2 separate regions of the Mus musculus genome follow, and region 1 is linked to region 2. The links are chromatin loops, found by intact Hi-C in ENCODE. Cell type or tissue: heart. All regions are shown on one strand.

Evidence for each region. Hi-C counts contacts between places; a loop is a spot of excess contacts. Peaks named below come from ENCODE experiments on the same cell type or tissue, not always from the same donor. Only the 100,000 strongest peaks of a DNase experiment are listed, where the experiment ranks them.
Region 1: a loop joins it to region 2, with 2.5 times the contacts of the local background. A loop is called at or near these places in 4 of 42 quality-filtered maps.

Annotation. Positions count from the first base shown.
Region 1 is chr13:74,491,749-74,496,748 of GRCm38, reverse strand. It overlaps Zfp825 (zinc finger protein 825), which reads left to right and starts at 2,788. Exons shown (of 5, transcript NM_001377115.1): 1 at 2,788-2,899. In heart, no CTCF peak of the experiment used is centred here; a DNase peak (open chromatin) is centred at 2,728; H3K4me3 peaks cover 1,363 bases; H3K27ac peaks cover 988 bases.
Region 2 is chr13:74,338,227-74,343,226 of GRCm38, reverse strand. Sdha (succinate dehydrogenase complex, subunit A, flavoprotein (Fp)) reads left to right here. Exons shown (of 15, transcript NM_023281.1): 4 at 3,512-3,655; 5 at 4,016-4,180. Among named protein-coding and RNA genes, the nearest start is that of Sdha, 9.5 kb to the left of the region's middle. In heart, a CTCF peak has its summit at 2,001 (motif pointing left); no DNase peak of the experiment used is centred here.

The sequences.
Region 1 (5,000 bases), 150 kb before region 2:
GTCATACTTTAAGTGCCTTAAATGCCTCACTTATTCCTTCAGAACTTCCAAAGGCTTTGTAGGATTTTTTTAATTCTCATTTTTGGAAATTTCCAACCTAATCTATATATAAATCCTTCTTTATTAAAACTATTTCTTTCTTTCGATCATTCTAACATTTTATATTTGTTATATCATAAGATACAATAAGTTTAACAAATAAATTCACATTCTACTATGACAACATTTGTTCAGGGGTGGTGAACAAGCTATGTTTATCCCCTCTTTCTAAGTTCTCAATGGCACCACATCTCAAAATTATCATAGTTCAATGAAAGATGTCAGTGAATTCACTGGGTTTACATACACAAAATTGACAAGGTGTTTCTTATGAGACTGTGGATATTCTAAAATCAGTCACATTAAAAATGCCTTCCTCGGGCTGGAGCAATAGCACAGTTGTTAAGAGCATGTACTGCTCTTCCAGAGGACCTCAGTTCAATTCCCAGTAAGCACATGGTGGCTTGCAACCATCTGTAATGGAATCCAACACCCTCTTCTGGTGTGTCTGGGGACAGCTACAGTGTATATTCATGGACATAAAAAAAATAAATCTTAAAAAAAAATGCCTTACTAACACTTAGCTTATCCTTGTCTGTTGGGATCTGTGAGTATCAAATTCTTTGTTTCCTTTGTTAGTATGCCACTTTTGGAGGCATGTGGCTGGGAAAACTTTTAGGTTCTTTTGAGGAGCCATTAAATCTGTAAGGTAGAAGTTACTAGAATCAGAACAAAACAAAACATTAAGATGCAAAATGAATACTTTGTAAGTCTGATATTTCTTCTTTGTGTAATAGGGATACTATTGACTCGGTGGGACCATCAAGAATAATGGTGGCTACCATTTGATCTTGTGCCATGTGGTTATATTACTAACCTGGTAAAATTAAATGGCCTATGTTTTATGATATCATTATCAAAAAAAGACACCAAGTCCCATGATTGCTTACATTTTAGAGGATTCCTTAGGTGAAATTTAGAACAACCGAAGAAGTAGTGGGTTTCTGTTGTATGTGAACTGGGCCCCTGAGTAGAGTAAACCTATTTCCCATCAGGGAATTCCAGGTTCTTGCATAGCCCCCTTATGACTTTCCTTGGGGCAGGAAGGAAGATGCTGATACTATGAAAAAGAGGACTGGGAAGGCAGATGAGAGAAGAGACAGGAGCTGATTTCACATAGCACAGCAAAATCTTTGTGCTAACCCTGAGCCTAACCCTAAACCTGTAACCCTAACCACTCTAACCCTAATCTAAACAATCTTTATCTTAATTCTAACCCTCTAATCCCCTAACTCTAACCCTGTATCCTGTAAGGGAGTTTTCTTAATTATTTCTTTTGAAGTGAGAAACCCTTGCTATATCTTGGTCTTTTGAGAGTTTAAGATCCACCTTTAATCCAGGCTACACATTCTTTCTGAAACCTACATACATAAAGGACCTTAAACAGGAAAGTTCTTTCAAATTGTCTACTTCTTTCCCTATATTTTTTAGCAAGGTGTTTTGTTTGTTCATTCATTCGTTTTGTTTTGTTTCTAAACTGCATTAGTAAGTACGTATTTCTTCAGAATTATGGTAAGTTCTCAAGATCTGCTGAGATATCAAGCAATGTGAACTCAACAAGTCCTTGATTTTTCTTGTTTCCCTTGGCAATGAACGTGCTCAGCCATTATTGGGCTAGGAGGACCACTGTCTGTGAGACATTCTATTAATCCCCTTTCTACATACATAGAGAAATTCGTCCTATGAGATGAGGTACATTTATCTGTACTAATTAATACAAGTGTGGTTTGTCTCCACCCTGCCACTGAGGAAGATGCGCTGGCTAACAACAGTGCTCTACACTGTTTGTCATCTCTTTCCTGCTTTTCTCCCAAGGTTGTTTCATACCTTTTTGGTGAAAAGGACCTGCAGTTTCCCTGAAGCCAGCATCAAGCTACAAAACAAAACTCTTGTATCCTAAAATCCTCTTTCATATTAATATCCTGGGCATCCTTCCACTGGTGAGCCAGAATGATACCTCCACTCTCAGTTCATAAAAGGCTATCCACCTTGATTTCAGGAAGAAGGGAAAGTGCTGTGAGGAAAGCTCAAGCAAGCCAGGAAGTAGGTCATGGTGAGTGCAGGACCACTGTCAAAACGGGAAGTAGGGGGCAGCTGAACAGCCTGAGCTCCCAAGGCTTGGAGGATAGACACAAATGCTACTGGAGAGCAAGTCAGACCAGAGATCTGGAAAAGGTCTGACCCGGGACTGCAAGCTCTATTTAACCCTGAGGAGGGGTAAGACTCACTGGCCCATCAAGGCCCCCAGGCGGACCTGCAAGTCAGACAATGAGGGTTGTTTAGGGTGGCTTCCTGCCGGTTCGTTTTGTTGTGCAGGCATGAATAGTCCTTTCTGTCCTGCTTTGAGTACTGCGTTGGGTGCGGTGGGGGACCTTAAGCGAGCTCCGAAATTGAGACATGGTGAGTGCTAGATCACTGCCCACAAAGGGGAGGAGCAGGCGGATGAACAGCCTGAGCGACGATAGTGGATCCTCTTCCAGGGCTGCATGGGACCACAGATAGATGAGGCTCTAGGAGGACAGACACCAAAAGCTACCCGAATGCAAACGACTCCCGAGATCTGTAAAAGGACCTGCCCCGGACAGGAAGCACACTTTAAACTAGAGGAGGGGTAAGACTCGCTGGCCAATCAAGGCTTCCGGGCGGAACTGCCAGTCACACAACGACTCGGTTTCTTCCGGAAGCCTTACTGGAAGTTTGTTTTTTGCTGTACAGGCTTGAATGTTTCTCCGTGTCTTCTTTGAGCGCTGCTATTGGGTGCTGTGAGGGGACGTCAAGTAAGCTCCGTTTTTGAAACATGGTGAGCGCATGGTTACTGTCTATAATGGATAGGGGCAGGTGGCTGAGCAGTGGGAGCTGAGGTGGTGGGTCCTCTCTGGGGCTGGATGGGAAGCCTCAGCCAGATGTAACCAGATGTGGCCAATTGTGCGGACCTTTGTGATGCTCCTCACTTGCTAAAACAGGCGGTGAACTCTGAATAACATCAGTATCAGGGCTGAATCAGCTCAAAACATTAGGATTAGGGGCTTGCTTGTAGAAATATCACGGGCAGGATGCCAAACATGGAAAGCCCTAGTTTCTCTTGAATCTTCTATAAGTTTTGCCCCCAGCATTTACCTATTAAGTATAAGATCCATTTGTAGTTAATTTTGTGGAGCTGTTAAAAGGCATCTCATGTGTTGGGTAGCACTCCCATGTTAAGCTGAGATGTAGAAGAGTAGAATTGATGATGTAAAGGGTTTACCAAGCTTAGGAAATAGTGACAGTAAGTAGCATTTAGCTGATGGAGGACTGTGTCAAAAACACCCCACAGGTTAGTATGCTAAGCAGGCCGGTTAGAGACTAGGATGCTAGGATTCACATGTTAGCTCACCAGGTTTGTCTACACAGCTGGCTCCAAACTATAACAAAGGAGAGACAACTGTGATGTACAATCAGCCACTTGGCCCATGCTCAAAGCAAAAAGCAGGTCTGTAACAAGCTGCTCAATCCATCCTTAACAGAGTCACAACCAACATGAAGGCCTGGTGTGCCTAAAGCTCCCATTGTCTAATTGAGAAAAGCATTGTTCTGCCACTCCACTGGTTGACATCCATTTGAGAAGGAAAAACACCTATGTGCTTGCAGACAGGAGCTGAGCATGGCTGTCCTCTGAGAGTCTCTACCAGTAACTGAGACAGATGCAGATACTTACAGCCAACCAATGGACTCCAGTCAGGGACCCTATGGAAGAGTTAGGGGAAGGATTGAAGGAGCTATAGGGGATGCCAGTCCCTTAAGAAGACCTATAGTATCATGTAACCTAGACCCCCGGGAGCTCAGAGAGACCAAGCCATCAACCAAAGAGAATACATGGGCTGGTCCATGGTCCCAGGAACATATGTAGCAGAGGACTGCTAATCTGTACCGAATAGGAGACTATACACCTAATCTTGTAGACTTGATTCCCCCGGGAAGAAGAATGAGGAAGGTGAGGAGTGGATGAGAGGAGTGGAGATGGAGTGATGGAGCAAGGTGTCACAGGCAAAGGGAAGGGGGAGGAGCGTAAAGAACCTTGGGAGGGGCAACAAGACCATGGGCCACAGTTAGAATGTAAATAAATAAACAGAGAGAGATGGAGAGAGAGGGAGAGAAGAAAGAAACATTGTTGTATGGAGGGCTAGCCTTATCAAGTAAATCTTTCCCTAAAGTTCTCATGTATAAAGAATGATATAACTGCTTCTCAAACCCGGGAACTTACTTTGCAGAGCCAATAATGGTCTGGAGCCTAGGCCTTGGGAGCTTTTTCTGAGGTTACAATGTATTGAGAATTAAATAGAGTTCCCTTTCTAAAGCCAGGAAAGTCCTTGGGAGAGCTGGTAATGGCCTGGGGCCAAGGCCTTCATGATAGTTTATATCCTCAGAACCCAACTCTTTTTTTTTTTCTTTTTTCTTTTTTTTAAATTTTTTTTATTTATTTGTTTGTTTGTTTATTTATTTATTTATTTATTTATTGAGACAAGGTTTCTCTGTGTTGCCCTGGCTGTCCTGGAACTCACTCTGTAGATCTGGCTGGCCTTGAACTCAGAAATCCGCCTGCCTCTGCCTCCCGAGTGCTGGGATTAAAGCGTGCGTCTTTACTGCCCAGGAGTAATGTTCTTGAGATAAGGGGTAACCTCCTTGTGCAGCTTCTTAGAGGAAGGTGAGGTCTTCTTAGAAGTCTCCCATTGATTTCCATCTTCCCTCTGTAAGTAGAATACAAGCTGCTATTCTTAAGAGCTTTACTTAGCACAAGACATGGCTTTTGCAACACCTCTCCACCACAACTTCTATTCATTCTTTTTTTCTTTTTTAAAGATTTGTTTTGTGTGTATATATATATATATATATATATATATATATATATGAATATGATTGCTCTC
Region 2 (5,000 bases):
TCATTCATTCTCACTTTCCAAGTCACTGCTGGTAATCTCTACCTCGGGACCATTGTGGGATTGGCACCTCATTGTTATTTTCATACATGGGTCTTTTCCCAGCTGTCCTGCCTCCTGTATGTCTCCCTATCATGGAGACATATTTTCTTCCACATTGATTCCCTGGTAAATATATATATGTATGTATTAATAATATATATATTTGCACAGTCCAGATCTTAAGTTTAGACAGCTTTTTATCACTGAGACAAATACCTGAGATAATAAACTTAAACAGAGTCAGACTTAGTTTGATTTGTGGTCAGAGATTCCAGCCAAGCTGTGGATCACGTGGCTAAGCTCTTTGAGCCTAAGGCAGCACATTACATCACTGAGGGAGCATATGGTACAGGATGCTACTTTCCTCATCTCAGGGCAGCCAGGAAGTACAAACAATAGAGAAGTCAGGGTACCATATCCCCTTCAAGGACATACCCCAGTGCTTAAACTCTCATTAGGCCTCACCTCCTAAAGGTTCCACCATCCACCAGTAGCACCATGTGCCTTTAGCACATGAGCCTTTTTGGGGATCATCAAAATCTATACTACATGGATAACGGTGAGCTTTGATGGCATGGATGTAAAGAATAGAAAAATACTGGACTTTGAATCTCTCAAGTGTAGAAAATGACAAGGATTTTCATTCTTGGATCACTGGGATCACTGTTAGTAACACTAATCTTTATATGGGTAGTAGAATCATGTTTGATTATCTTTCCCGGTATGTGGATTAGTTTTTTCTAAGCCAGTAGCAAAGTTTGATGGTTCCTAGGAGCTGGAAAAGCCTCCTTCATCTCGTTTTTTGCTGAAGCATGCTTTGAGCACTTAGTTGCAAAGGTGGTTTGTAAGTGAAAGAATTAAAACATACTGGAAGAAATTATGGCCTAGAGGAAAAAGGAGACCAGAATAAATTTACTACTGTTGTAAAGTTGTAATGTGATGGGTAGTGTAGTCATAACAGCGGGAGAAAATAGTATGGCAACTAATTATTAAGAAGAATTAGCTGTAGGTAGAGTAAGTCTGTAGTTCTGGAGATTTGAGAGCTCTCAGAAGACAGCATTTGTGGCCTGGTTTTCAGGCAACAGTAAAGTGATGGGTACTATCAGTTACACATTTTGTTTCAAAATAGCTTTTGTATCCTGCTATAAATATGCAACTAAAAGTTATAAAGATCATCTTGTCTTTACATTGGAGGGGTTGAATAAAGAAGAAAAGAAAGTAGCTAACATTTATTCGGTTCCCACACGGTTCTTAGTTCTTCCTTGTAACTCATCCAAACTGAAAGATACCATAACTGGGAATACTGAGGCACAGTAGTAATGAAAAGGGAAGAAATTCAGCTTAGGTCAGCTTTTACAAAGCTTACTGAACAACAATTGAAAGGAAAAGGGAATAAGATATGTGTATTTAAAGTCCAAAAATTGGGTAGCCCTATACAGTTGGCCTTTGGTGAGGAGTCCCTTGCCAGCAAGGTAAAATGGCAAATTCCACCATGCTATGATCTTATGAGAGGAAGAAGTCATGTTACCAGACCGAAGACCAGAAAATAGATAGACTTAGTTTTGGGTTTTGTTTTTGTTTTTTTTTTCCTGAAAACAAGTTTTATTTAAATAAAGGTTTAAATACCTTACATAACATTAAAACTGGAAGGGAAAAGAAAACAACGAAAAAAACTCAAAGTGAAACAACAAAAGTTTGTTACTTCATATGACACTGGACAGCTGCTGCTAGTGATTTGAAACCTCTGCAGCTAGCCACAGGACCTGTGGCATCAGCTTGACTAATAACAAGCTACCTTCATCCTTCAGTGTCTCTCGGCTAGGATATATCTGATTCAAAAGACGACCCTGGTGGCCAGCAATATGTTTATCACCTCTCTGAAAAGGTGGCCCTTTCTGAATTCTGCCTACCTAGTCAGACACCAGGGGTTCTTTTTACTGGCAGGGACTCCCTCTAGTGGTATAGCTGGTGTGGTACTCCAGCTTCTCTTTGACCTGGGCCATTGTAATGGTGAAATTCTCTTAGTGCAGGGGACTATGCTTGACTGAAACATTGTTATCGCTCTGTTTCAGGATGTAAGCTGCCAGGTCTTACTGTTTGAGCTGTTTAAATGAGGGACTTGAAGACTAAGCAACATGGCTCTTTTCAATTTATTGCATGAAGGAGTTACACTAGTCCAGATTAAAAGAGGACCCCAGATTGTTACATTATACAGGCTTTGAGGTTTTTAAACCCCTGACAAGGGACAGAAGGGAGATTGTACTCATTGCAAGAAAGTTCTCACAGAAGGTTCAGAGAGTCACAGCAGTTAAAACCATGAACCTTCTGCTGATTGTCCTTAGCTAGTTCAGTCTCTGTCAGAAAATGGCATGTGTTCTTGTGCTGGTCACCTGGAGCTGAATTACTTCTTCATATTCTGGATGCTCAATTATAGTACAATTGTAGGCAAATTTCTTCTTAAATGCCTTCACTAGTTCCTTTTTGTGGTAAATCATTAGCAATCCCTTGGACAGTAGTAAGGGTTTTCCTGCCGTTTCTCTGTTGAATTCTTACATGGGTATAATCCTCAGTGCCTGCAGAAAGGAGGCCATCACCCTTACTTACATCAGCAAAGGGGTCGAAAGAGTGGAGGTTCTGGACAGGAGACATAGGATATGATTTCTTTTCCTCGGTAGAAACCCTGCAGAAGACAGCTACAGGAGAAGTGGGGAGGAGGAGGGGGACCGGATACAACACAACAGGGATTATCAGGACTCTAGGAGGCTGGAGGGGGCGGCAACTGAGTCCACAGCAGTGGCTCAGTGACTGGACTAGTCTTGCTTTTTTACAGGAACACTTACAAGAACTATCTAAGATCTAGTGAAAACTACTTTAATTCCTCTCAAGAGGACATATCCCCAAAAGCTAAAGGGTCCACCATTGTACTGTGTATTGTGTCTCCTTCTGATACATGAACGATTGAGAAACAATCAGATCATACACAGGTACCTTCTTTTATAAAAAGTTTACATAAAAGGGATGAATTGAAATATAAGATGGAGACCAGGCATGGTGACCCTAGTACTTTGGAAGGAGGTAGAAGCAGAGGCAGGAGAATCTCTATGAGTTCAAGCCAGCCTTGTCTACAAAGGAAGTTCTAAGGTAGGCTATACAGTGAGACTCTATGTATAAAATTTCCAGATAGATTTGTTGAACATCTTCAGTTGTTAGGTAGATAAACAATGGCTAAGTTACAAGGATCTTTTCTAGTCTTTACAGGCCTGGAGATCAAGTAACATTCCCATTACAAATAAGAATTAAGCCATCTGTCTACTCGGGAAGTCTCATGACTTGGAATCTGTCCTGCCTTACAGCTCCTTAACCCTCATGAAGAGTCACCACATACGGAGTTTGCTGTCCCTGAATCAGATCTGAGGGGGAGGTGGGCTGCAGAGACTGTTAAGATATGTAAGCAGTTGTATGGTATTTCCAGGGAGGTATCAATGCTGCTCTGGGGAACATGGAAGAGGACAACTGGAGATGGCATTTCTATGACACTGTGAAAGGCTCCGACTGGCTGGGGGATCAGGATGCCATCCATTACATGACAGAGCAAGCTCCTGCCTCTGTGGTTGAGGTAACTGACGGGAAACTCTTGTGTATGTGCTCTGCTTGTATTACAAAAGAATCAGTGTAAAAATAAAAACGGGCTGGGGATAAGGCTCCTGGAGAATGCATGCCTACTGCAATTGAGCTCTAGGGTCCCATCCCTGGTAATGATGAGCCAATGAGGAAAGTTTTTCCTGTAACTATTCAGTTCATTTAAGAAGATAGTTTATTCTCCCGGAATTATCAGTGTTTTCATAGAATATGCTAGTATTGAAGTTTAGGTTTTGGGTTTGGTGCAAATTTGGTACAAAAATGAGGTTTTTTGTTTGTTTGTTTTGTTTTTTACTTGTTTAAGATAATATATTTTTGCTTGTTTTGTGTTTCACAGCTAGAAAATTATGGTATGCCATTTAGCAGAACTGAAGATGGGAAGATTTATCAGCGTGCATTTGGTGGACAGAGCCTCAAGTTTGGGAAAGGCGGGCAGGCTCATCGGTGTTGCTGTGTGGCTGATCGGACAGGCCACTCACTCTTACACACGTTGTATGGAAGAGTAAGGCTGACTTGGTGTTAAGGATGGTATTTATGATAACAGTGGAAATGTCATCCTATGGGTTATTTTTTAAAAAAGAAAAAAAAATAATGTTCTACCTTGATAGCTGTGACAAAGACTGAAACCAAAATCGACTTAGGGAAAGGTTTTGTTTCACTTTATAGTTTTAGTCCATCATGAAGAGAAGTCAGGGCAAGAGCTTGAGGAAGGAATTGCTGTGCAACCCTTGGAGGAACATTGCTTGTGACTTGTTTCCTATGGCTTGCTCAGCCTACTTTTATATATAGCTCTGAACCTGCCATGGTATGGTACCACACCCAGTGGCAGGACCCATTCACATCATCAGTAAAGGAAATGCCTCCAAAGGCCTGCCTTTAGTCCAACTTTATGGTAACATTTTTTTCAGTTGAGGGTCTTTCTTTGATGATTCTAGTCTGTCAAATTGACAAAAAAATTAACACAGATAGTAAGATACCTGAAATAATTATTAATCTGAAAGTATTGAACACATATTGTGAAAGCTGTCTCTAAGTCAGTATGTTACTCCTTATGTCTGTATTGGAAAGTTGAGTTGGTAATCATTTCTTACTATTTTGAATTTGTGCTGCATAACATGCCAAGAACAGAGAAAGTACTCTTTCTTTCTAACATAATATTATTACTGATTTTTTGGGGGAGGAGTTTCACATCATGTACCCTAGTCACACTCACTTCTCAGTCTTCCCAGGTGTGCCCCCAGTCTTGTGCAACCTCCTGGATTCCCACCACCAAAAAGGAAAACAAGACCAGTTTCTTTTGCCCATATACTCACTGGGGCATG